Regions from separate parts of the Homo sapiens genome. Here region 2 is linked to region 1. A link is a contact called in ENCODE Hi-C data. All regions are on one chromosome and are shown on one strand. The core of a region is the stretch at or near the end of the contact, and the rest is flanking DNA. Distances in the headings are between cores, read along the strand shown. Region 1 has its middle 110 kb from the start of LINC00392. Region 2 holds the start of LINC00392 (long intergenic non-protein coding RNA 392).

The links. A loop is a pair of places that touch in the nucleus more often than their neighbours do. Pooled maps may share reads with other maps.
Region 2: a loop to region 1 is called in a map of K562, with 2.0 times the contacts of the local background. The contact joins the promoter of LINC00392 here to the enhancer-like site in region 1. A Hi-C loop is called at or near these places in 1 of 168 maps with a recorded cell type or tissue (K562) and 1 of 50 pooled maps.

Annotation. Positions count from the first base shown.
Region 1 is chr13:73,448,233-73,453,844 of GRCh38, forward strand. No RefSeq gene overlaps it. Among named protein-coding and RNA genes, the nearest start is that of LINC00392, 110 kb to the right of the region's middle. Within about 2 kb of position 2,524, at least 4 of the 41 ENCODE cell types and tissues checked have a DNase peak (open chromatin) inside an H3K27ac peak, as active enhancers do.
Region 2 is chr13:73,561,266-73,566,877 of GRCh38, forward strand. It overlaps LINC00392 (long intergenic non-protein coding RNA 392), which reads left to right and starts at 2,979. Exons shown (of 3, transcript NR_047009.1): 1 at 2,979-3,037. The region is part of intron 2 of LINC00393 (long intergenic non-protein coding RNA 393); the gene reads right to left.

The sequences.
Region 1 (5,612 bases), core at 1,274-3,773:
ATAAAAAAGTAAATTGGAATAACTTTTGGAGGTCAGTTTTCCAATGTGTATCAAAAGCCCTAAAAAATATACTTCCCGTGCAGCCAGCAGCAATTATACGTCTAAGATTACATACTAAAAAATTAATTAATAATAGCCATGTATCATATCTTACAAGAAATTTCATTGCAATCCAATTTAATAAAAACAAACAAACAAAATGCATGATAGCCTGTGTCCAACAATAGGGAATTGGTTCGTGTTAGCCTGGGTCTTCCAAGAAACAAAAACTGAGATAAGATTAATAATGCAACAGGGCAAACACCCAAGAGGGGAGACGGAGAGAGATAGCCATCAAAATACCATGCAGTTCTCACCGTGGTGAAAGAGAGAGGGGAGGAAGGAAGTTTGGGTGGAAGAGTCTTAGACAGCAGCGCAGTTTTAACAAAGTTTTGGCAATGTTGATAAGGAGTCCTCCAGCCAAAGGCACCTATCAAAGGGGTCCTGTGTCTCTCGGGAATACCCACTAGAAATGTGGCTTTTGCACAGGTTCAGAGGTGGATTCCAAGAGTAGCAGCTGAAGCCATCAGTCAATAATATTTCATGCAGTAGGAGATTTGAGAGGAGCATTTTTATGGCCACCACACATTAAATAAGTTATAACATGACCACACATGGATGTAACCACTGAAGTCGTCAAGTAGATGAATAATTGTTGACAAGGAAAAATGTTTTTATCTTTATTAATAATTAAAATGTTAATCTACTTAAAATTTAATTAACTTTATACTTTTTACCATATCCACAGAGTAATCACAAATCATTTTTATACCTTTTATAATTTGGGAGAAGAAGGCAATACAGATTAAAAAAAAAACACTAACAGAATTGTCACTGGAAATACAATTCATTTACTTCACATTCACTCTCGTTTTTGCTTTTTTATCCTGGGATGCCTAAGTTATAATTACAAGAAAGAGAAAGAAACTTATAAAATTCAATATTGAACATGAGTCAGTCATCCATGAATATTAGATTAGGGAAACTATTCTAGTCATAGCACAGGGCTCTAACTGGGGCTATTGCTTTAAAATGTTCTAAAAATAAATTTGATTTTATTTCCTGGAAAATAATGGTAGAGATGTGATGAATAAATGCTGAGTAGAAAAACAGATCTTTTGATTATTTAGACTTTCTATTGCTCCATACGGAAGGCAAGGAGAATAATAGGGTGCAATGAGTAATACCAGTAATGAGTAATACCAGTTTACACTATGGTGAGTCTGGGGCCTTATCTCTCCAAACAAGGCCACATAAGATAGGAGATCAGCCCCTCAAGGGTTAAGAGAATAAGAGGAGAATAGAAAAACCCTCCTACTGAAGTAGGATTTTATATATTCTTGCTCTGTTCCATGTTGCCACACATTCACCTGTGAAGCACATCATTCAATGATGATTAATAATTGCTGTGATGATGACCTTTGTGTACATGCCAATTTGCAATTAGCTCCTTCAGACTGAAAAATGGAATTTCAGAGCTGGAAGAAAGCTTGGAGTGTACTATTCCCATGATGCTCCTGTGGTCAAATAAATTTAGATATTGCTTCATAGTATAACCCCTCTCCCCAATTTATAATGATAATTAGTATATTAAAAGACATGAGCAATCCACTGGTGAAACTCAATTTAAGTTTGTTTCATACAGCATTTCTGAAACAAAAAAAAGTGAAACTCTTTTTGCACATAATACCTATTAACCCAGTGTACTCATGAAATGCACTGTGGGAAATGAGAATGTTATCCTATCTTTTTGTTTTCATCTAAAAACTCTGAGGGGTTAAGTTACTTAAGGTCACACAGATGGGTACTGGAAAACTGAATAATAAGACTAAGGTACCTAGCTCACTAATGATATTGACTATACCTCTAGCTTGCTATTATTAAAGTTGGTATGGCTATTTCACCATCTTCTTTAGATAAAGGTAGCTGGACTTAGTAGACCTTTGGAAATTTAACTAAAACTATTCAAAACAGCTACTTCAGAAAGTATCCAAATTATTTTGAAGTATACCAAAAGGACAAGTGGAAAATAAGATTTGTTATCTTTTTCATCCTCCTCGGCTACTGTTTTCCGGATGTGTTTCAGATTATTGGGCTGAAGAACAAGCTTCCTTGAGGAACTGCTTCTGAGTAGCGATTTATTAATTGCTTCTGAAATGATTTTGAGTTATGTTTCTTTTATTGGATTCCATAGTGGAATGTGACAGAGTATGTTGCTTTTTCTTTGATGCCTTCAGAGTTGTTATGGAGGCATCCCTTCGGCCAAGTGGAAAGCAGATTTAAAAGCAAGCATGGAAATGTGTGCTTTGGGGTGATTGTGGATTCTTCATCTCCTGAGGGGGATGAGCAGCTGTACCCTCAGGTTGCCCCTTCTCCTGCCTTGAAGGCTGAACTAATTTCCCAGAAGACTAGAAATAGATTGATGTAAGGGTGTGCAGCCTGGGGGTCAAACCATAGGCTAACTGGCTCTTCCAGTTGTTGATGTTTTTGTTAAAGTTTCCAGTGATCTTGATGCCTCATGTTGAGTAAGAGATCCAAGAATGTAGCCAGGTCGCTGGACTGAAACCAACTATACAAATTCTGAAGCTCTGTTGGGCTCAAACCAAGAAACACAGGTGGTCTTACCGAGCCACTTCAATCTTAGCCCAGCCTTAGAATAGCAGCAAGTACCTGGGTGTGTTTATTATTCTCCAACAAATATTTTTCCATTTATTTCATTTTTAAAACAACCAAAGACAAAGCTTATTCAGCTGTAAAAATGAATTTATGTCTTGATTCAGTTGACTTTTCTTTTGTATTTTTCTCAGTTAAAGGGAAAAGGGAAAGTGGTAGGGAGCAGCAATAATTTATGCAAGGGCATCAATTAGGGAGTCCTTCAGTGTAACCTGACATTTTTTAGGGGTAAGGATCTCCTGACTTGCTCAATTATTTCTGGACTTTTCTACAAAGACCCTCTGAATGTTTGTTTCCACAGAGATCTTGACAAACACTAGAGACCCATCAGCCAGAGTGAATTCCCTTAGTGAAATCACTATTCTCTGCCAAGAATCAAAGGTCATCCCAGTGGAGTGCCGTCTTCGTGTTCAGCAGCTACGGAGTGTCTGGAACAGAGTGAGAACAAAAGTATCCTCATTTGGTGCCCCCTGACTCTTTTGGGAAGAATCCCAACAAAACTGCCACTGGGAATTCAGAAAGCACATTTGGAGACTGGGAAAGGGCCAGGCTAAACAGAAGAGAATGGCAATTTAGAGTCAATAAGATAAAGGAAATAAATGACTCAAAGAAGAGTTTTAAGCCAATATTTACACCCATATTGCCATATTTACAGCTTAAACACTATGCACTGAACATGCAGGAAGTAAGTTTTTATGGGTCTCTTAATGAATGTTAAGTCAATAGTATCCCAAACAATGGGCCCCAGTGAACTTTCTTATGAAGGCCATACAGTGACTTATTCAAATGGAGTCAGAGTCAGGTTCAGCTCGGCAATGTACAGTTTTAGAAAAAAAGCAGTTTTCCACCAGGTGCAGTGGCTCACGCCTGTAATCCCGGCACTTTGGGAGGCTGAGGCGGGTGGATCACTTGAAGTCGGGAGTTCGAGACCAGCCTGGCCAACATGATAAAATCCTGTCTCTACTAAAACACACACACACACACACACAAAATTAGCCAGGCGTGGTGGCAGGTGCCTGTAATCCCAGCTACTTGGGAGGCTGAGGCAGGGGAATTGCTTGAACCTGGGAGGCAGAGGTTGCAGTGAGCCAAGATCACGCCACTGCACTCCAGCCTGGGTGACAGAGCAAGACTCCCTCTCAGAAAAAAAAAAAAAAAAAGCAGTTTTCAAAGTAGGCATTTCTAATATGGCAGATGGCCTCTTAAATGTGTCTATTATTTAAAGGAACCATGACATAGAATTAGAAGTCTGCTATATTATCTGACTCTTAACTATCTGTACAGCAGATTTTATTGTAACAGACCCAATGGTTAAAGATGCTACCATCACCACTATCATAAGGGAACAATTATGCAGACAAAGCTAATTAAAGGGCTAACTAGCAAATTAATATGTGCAATTGTGAGTCCATGACAGCCAGGCAACTGAACAGTAAAATGGATTTTATCAATTGGTTGGTGCCATGGAGTCAGCAACTGCCTTTTTAAAACCAGTTTTTTCATTTCCTTCTTTTTATGGGGGAGGTAAGAGGATCTTAAAGACATCAGACCCATATAGGCTGATTGGCAGGTCCAGATGAATGATCAATAAGGCAGAAACACTCTGATATGTAAAACGCAAGCCCAAGGGAAATACCACAGAGCTCTTTGATCTTAACGAGATGCTCAGACAACTTTTTGGAAACTTTTATTAATTTTTTGGGGGTGCCCCATTGTTCAGAGTCCTCTGGTTGCATTTACAAGTGTAATAGAAAATGACAGCCCTGTTATCCTTTCTTAAAATGTCAAAGACCACATAAAACAAACCTCATTCACAGACATCCCCCACTTTTAAACATCATGCCAGGTAACCAGCATGACAGAGCAGACCTCATATTTTGAGAGTATTCATTTTTGGAAATTCTGACTTTGTAAAAAAAAAAACAATCATTCTGATTAAAAAAAAGACAGAGATAGTATTCTAATTGATGGCTCATATACAAATTAATAGACAATTATTGCATCAACTGACAGTCCAATAGAGCAGACATCCAGTTTTCTTTTTTTTTTATTATTATACTTTAAGTTTTAGGGTACATGTGCACAATGTGCAGGTTGGTTACATATATATACATGTGCCATGTTGGTGTGCTGCACCCATTAACTCGTCATTTAACATTAGGTATATCTCCTAATGCTATCCCTCCCTCCTCCCTCCACCCCACAACAGGCTCCAGTGTGTGATGTTCCCCTTCCTGTGTCCATGTGTTCTCATTGTTCAATTCCCACCTATGAGTGAGAATATGCGGTGCTTGGTTTTTTGTCCTTGCGATAGTTTGCTGAGAATGATGGTTTCCAGCTTCATCCATTTCCCCACAAAGGACATGAACTCATCGTTTTTTATGGCTGCATAGTATTCCACGGTGTATATGTGCCACATTTTCTTAATCCAGTCTATCATTGTTGGACATTTGGGTTGGTTCCAAGTCTTTGCTATTGTGAATAGTGCCACAATAAACATATGTGTGCATGTGTCCTTATAGCAGCATGATTTATAATCCTTTGGGTATATACCCACTAATGGGATGGCTGGGTCAAATGGTATTTCCAGTTCTAGATCCCTGAGGAATTGCCACACTGACTTCCACAATGGTTGAACTAGTTTACAGTCCCACCAACAATGTAAAAGTGTTCCTATTTCACCACATCCTCTCCAGCACCTGTTGTTTCCTGACTTTTTAATGATTGCCATTCTAACTGGTGTGAGATGGTATCTCATTGTGGTTTTGATTTGCATTTCTCTGATGGCCAGTGATGATGAGCATTTTTTCATGTGTTTTTTGGCTGCATAAATGTCTTCTTTTGAGAAGTATCTGTTCATATCATTTGCCCACTTTTTGATGGGGTTGTTTGTTTTTTCT
Region 2 (5,612 bases), core at 1,729-4,228, 110 kb after region 1:
AAGAAAGCAGAAAAAATACAGCTGAAAAAAAAGAAAAAAAGAGAAGAGACAAAAGGCCTAAAATTACAGAGAAAATATTTAATGCCTTAGAGAGAAACACAAAATCAATAGCTTATTCTTTGAAAAGCTAATAAAATAGACAAATCTTTGGTAAGATTTCTCAAGGGAAAGAAACAACAATATTAGAAATAAAATGGGAGGGCATATCTGCAGATGTAGCCTAAATAGAAAGCAATAAGAAAATACTATCAATAATTTTGTGCTAATAAATCTGCATACTTGAGGGAATGTATAATTTTCTAGAAAAAAATAACTTATCAAAACTGACTCTTGAATATAATACACCTGAATAGTAACCTCTTAACACACATTTATATACATATAAATCCCAAGCACTGCTCAGACTATTTCACAAATTCTACCAAACATTCACGAATCAGATCATTCCTGTCATCTCCAACTGCTCTGGGAACACTAAAAGAGAGAAAGCTCCCTAATCCTTTGTTATATATTCATGTAAAGCTTGATCCCTAAATCAGAAAAGTATAACATGAGACAGGAAAATTATACATCCATCTCCTTTGTCCTCATAAATATAAACTTCCTTTTAGACAGAGTAAGCAAAACCTAACAATGCATTTATTTAAATACATTTACCACATTAAGGATTAAAAGAAGAAAAATCATATGATTACTCGAATGGATTCAGAAAAAAACGGGTAAAATTCAGCAACTTCTGATTTGATAAATACTCTTAGCAAACTAGGAATAAGAGTGATTTCCTTATCTTCATAATGAGTGTCTTTCAGAAAACCTATAACGAGCTACACATTACAAGAGAAATTTAAAGCAATCCCTTAAAATATGAAAATACAAGGGAAGAAGATGTCCACTACCCTGACTTAAACTGGAGTCTCACTCAGTACAAGACAAAAATAAAATAGAAAAATAAAAAGAGGAAAATCTGTCATTATTATTGATGATGATTATAAACATAGAGAATGCAAGAGAATCTGCAGAAAACTAGAAAAAATAAGGGCCCTCAGAGAGGTTGTGTGATAACTGATAATTATTCAAAAAGCAATAATTTGCCTCTACACTATCCAAAAAGAGAAAATGTAATTTTAAAAATGTAATATTAACTACAGCAAAAAATATAACATACTTGAGAATAAATCTAACAGTGCGCAAGAACTTTTTAGAAAGAAATATTAAAATATTGACAGATATTAAAGAGGCTCTGACTACATGGAAAGACATTACTGTATCCAGAGGTAAGAGGAATCAATAATAAAATGATGTCAATTCTCTCATAATGCAGGCACAACATTATGCAAAGCATGACCCGTGATATGATTCATTACATTACAGTGCACCAAACACTTAGACATTGTTCTATTTTATATTTAAAATAATATAAATAATAGCCAAGTTAAGTTGTGTTTGTTTTTAGTTACCAAAAAATTGAGGGCCTTTTTTTCCTCACTAATTGATGCTGCTAGTGACATCATTTCACAAACATTGACAATATGATGTATAGCCTGAAGATAATATGCAATATTTTTAGGAAGTTTTCATTGGGGGATTTTTTTTTTGAGGCAGGGAAGAGTATTATTGTTCAAATAGCATTATAAAGCATTCTTTCCTTTCACTCATTCTCCTACTCTAATCTGTTTGTTGAGTGCTCACTGTGCCTCTGCTCTCAGTGAGGCAGAAAAAACACGTTTTATTTTGCTATGTTGCATAGTCACTAAAGTTTATTCACTAAAATGAATAAAGTGAATAAAGCTTATTCACTAAAGTCACTAAAGATTATTCACTCCTCTACATGAGGCTGGATTTCTACCTGGTAAGGAGCAGAAGAGGTGCTAGCCAAGCATGGTCCATCTTAGCCTCAACTCCATTAGTCTAGAGAACCCTGACCCATTCCCGAAGCTTCACAAAGAAAGCCATGGCTCAAGGCTAAGATGACAACAAGGCATAGGCAGGTTTCCTTGACTGCTGGAATCGAGCTTTTCTGCTTGGCACATAGACATAGCTGAGAAGCAGTACTCTTGCACAGAATTGGAACTTGTCTCCTTGTTAGATAGGCCCATAACTAGTGCTGTTAATTGGCTGTGGCAACAACAGACTTGGGATCTTAGAATCCAACACTAGAGAGTGTTGTGAGCATTTTACTCTGTCTCATTGAAGCCTCTGTCTTCTACTTCTAAACATTTTTTGTCCTTTTCTTCCTCCGTTAACTTCCCTTTTCCCCTCATTCTCATCTGTGTAGTCTCTTTCCTGTCATTTTCACTCTATTTTATTATTTTCTTTTTTTCTCACTTCTCTCTCCTTCTTATCCTTATGTACTCTTTTTCTCTACTTCCTCGCCCACCCCATATACCCCAGTTTCTGGGTGTATTCCCCTGCCTCCACCAATTTCCCTAGGTTCTCCCTCTCTCTGACTCTATTCCATAGTCTTCTAATATTCATTCTTCTAAAACTTTTCTATTGATCATCTCATGGCAACATGTAGGCCATCACTCTAACAAAAAGAAATAGCAACATTCCCAGTGTGGCAGATGCATGTTAATAGAACAGAAACATTATCCAGATGAAGAGTCTGTGCCCCATTTACCTCCAAGCCTCCTCTTCTCTTGGCAAATGTGTTTCTTTATTTTCTTTTTTTGTGTAGGCAGAAAACATTTTGGATAATACCCCAGAGATTATTTATCATGAATTAGCCCAATTCAGTTTTTACTGCTGTGTTTTTTATTGTCTTATAGTTAAATATTGGCTTAGCCATGAATCCAGAAACTCTCACTGGAGCTCTATATCCAAGTTACTTTATCAATAAGACTATTACACAAATAACTGAATATTCATATGTGCTTATGAAAATCAGAATTACTTACGTGAGCCTCAAGAAATTTAAAAAATGATTAATCTATTGATTTCAGAGGGAAACAACGTCCAGGCTGATCAATTTGGAGAATCATTTTCATCTTTGTGTCCTTAGTACCTACCATGGTTCTTCGCACCTAATGGAATTTCAGTAAGTGCTTGTTAGAGTGAATATTGGTTTTCATCCAATGTATCCTCCTGGGATCCCTAAATACATAACCAAAGGGGTTTCATATGACTACATATTTTACACTTCTATAACAAGAAACAAAATTTGCATGTAAAAGATTAACATGACTGAATTATTTCTTGGTATTTGCAAGGCACTTGACAGTTTTTATGAACTGGCTATTCATCTTGAAAGCTCTACGGAAAAGGGATCTTTAGAAATTTACCGATGCAAAACCCAAGGAAGAAAAATGTGCATCGATCCTAACAAGGAACAGTTTTCCCCGGAGTTTAAAACAGATATGGGAGTTTAAAACGTAGGGAAAATCATCCATTGCGACATAGAATACAAACCTAGCTTTTCTAAGAAAGAGTATGAACAAATGGTATGAGGAGGAAAAAAAAAAAACGTACTGAAGTAAACTCAAGTGACCTCAAGAGGTCTTTGGGTTTCACAGTTCACTTGGCCACCCAGCTTTCTCCCAGTTTTCCTCTAGAAACCCAAAGACTTAGCAACTTAATAGCGAAGCCCAGTGCCAGATTACCCGGTGGACACTGTTAACCCATGTTGGCAGCACCGGCAAATCAGAAACACAAAAATTATTTGTTAAAAAGTGATATTTCAAAAAGAATTTTAAAATAGGCACCCCAGAAATCAAAATCCTCTTAGTCACCTTTTTCTCTTATAGTTTAGAAATTTTTTTAAATTCTGAATTATAGATAGCAGGGTTTGAGGAAGCCTCACTAGGTGATGATATAGGGTCTCTAAAAGACCAACCCAGGCAGGATTTAGTTATAAAGTTTGGCAATTTGCTTGATTCTTGGCTAAAGTTTTTACACCTTTTGAGTAATCATACACATAGGCAAAAATAATAACTCTATAAAGAGAGCAATCAAAACAGCCATAAGTATTCATCTAACCCATATTGAATACCACACATAATCATTACAGCACAGTTAAAAGTATTTCGTGCTCATAATGATGCTCAGGACTATTTCTGACCCTTAGCTCTCTCCTCCCCACCCTGCCACTATCAAGCTAAGACTGGAGGTTTGTTAGCTAATGCTTATCTGAGTTTCTCACTGGACCAAGATGGTAAGGAGGAAGGGAGCAGCACAGAGTCAGGAAGAACAGTGGACTTAGGTGTGAGACAGATCTCACTTTAAGTCCTGGCTCTCTTATTAGCTGTGTAATCCTAGGGAAGTTTCTTAAAGCCCCTGATCTTAAAATAGAGACAGTAATACCAACCTCATAGAATTGGTGGGAAGATTAAAGAGATAAAATATGTGAAGACCTAGAAAATATGGGAAAGCTGCCTCAGTACAATAAGTAGGTATTCAATCAATGGTAGCTGCTGCCACACAGTCATTACAGCTCAGTTTCCTAGATCAGAAATTATTCATTTATTCATTTAATACCTATTGTGCACATATCATTAGCCAAGTACTCTGTTAGGTGCTGAAATGGGTTATAGATTTTTCCTGATGTGGGGGAAAAGGTGATATGGAAACTGGAATTGAGAAAAAGATATGTAATGTAATAGGAAGTTGCTCTGAGTTCCTTGACAGAGAAGGCTAGATATTCCTGCTTCTCTAGTCTTAGCTTGATAGTGGCAGGGTGAGGAGGAGAGAGCTAAGGGTCAGAAATGGTCATGAGCATATGAAAAAGATCAAAGGGTCTGTAAAGTTGATGAACCTATGACAAGGCAGAGTTAAAAGAGGTATTTCTATTTCATGCACAGTTTCTCTATTTTGAACTTCTCTCACAAGGAGTTTGCTCTATTCATTTACATGCTAAAACCTGGCCTTTACTAAGGTTGTTTGGACCTCATCTCCAAACAAAATGTGTTGGGGAGAGAAATCAAAGTAGTTCTCGCCTCTCCCTACAGCAGAGGAGAGTCTGCAAGTTTTATTTTTTCCCTCCTCTGTCCCTATTATGAGATAATTCTACTCAAAAGAGAACAGTCCAGTTGAAATCAAGAAGTATATGCCTACCTGTAATATAGCCAGAAATATGACCCATTGAAGTTTTTTTTAACATTTGTAATCAAATGCCACAAGAAACTATAGACTGTGCCAGCTATTACAACCTTACTGTGAATGTGTTTATTTCTCTACTGTCTCCATAATTCTTAGCCAATATTTGAGGGAATGAAAGTTTTTCCAGAGATGATAGGCTTTAATTCTCCCATGAGAAACCTGAAAGCTCTAGTTATCTCAGTGTGGAAGGTGGAATAATGGCCCTCAAATATATCCACATCCTTATCCTTGGAAACTGTGAATATGTTAGCTTACATGATAAGAGTGATTTTGCAATGTGATTAAATTAAAGATCTTGAAGTGATGAGATGATCCTGGATTATGCAGGAGGGCTCAGTCTAATCACTTGAGTCTTAAAAACTGAAGAACTTTTCTTAGCTGTGATAAAAGGAAGAGATTCGACTATGGAAGGAGGGTCAAGGAGATACTAGACTGCTGGCCTTGAACATGGAGGAAGGGAGCCATGAGCCAAGGAACAGGTGGAGCCTCTAAAAGCTGGAAAAGGTGAAGAAACAGAT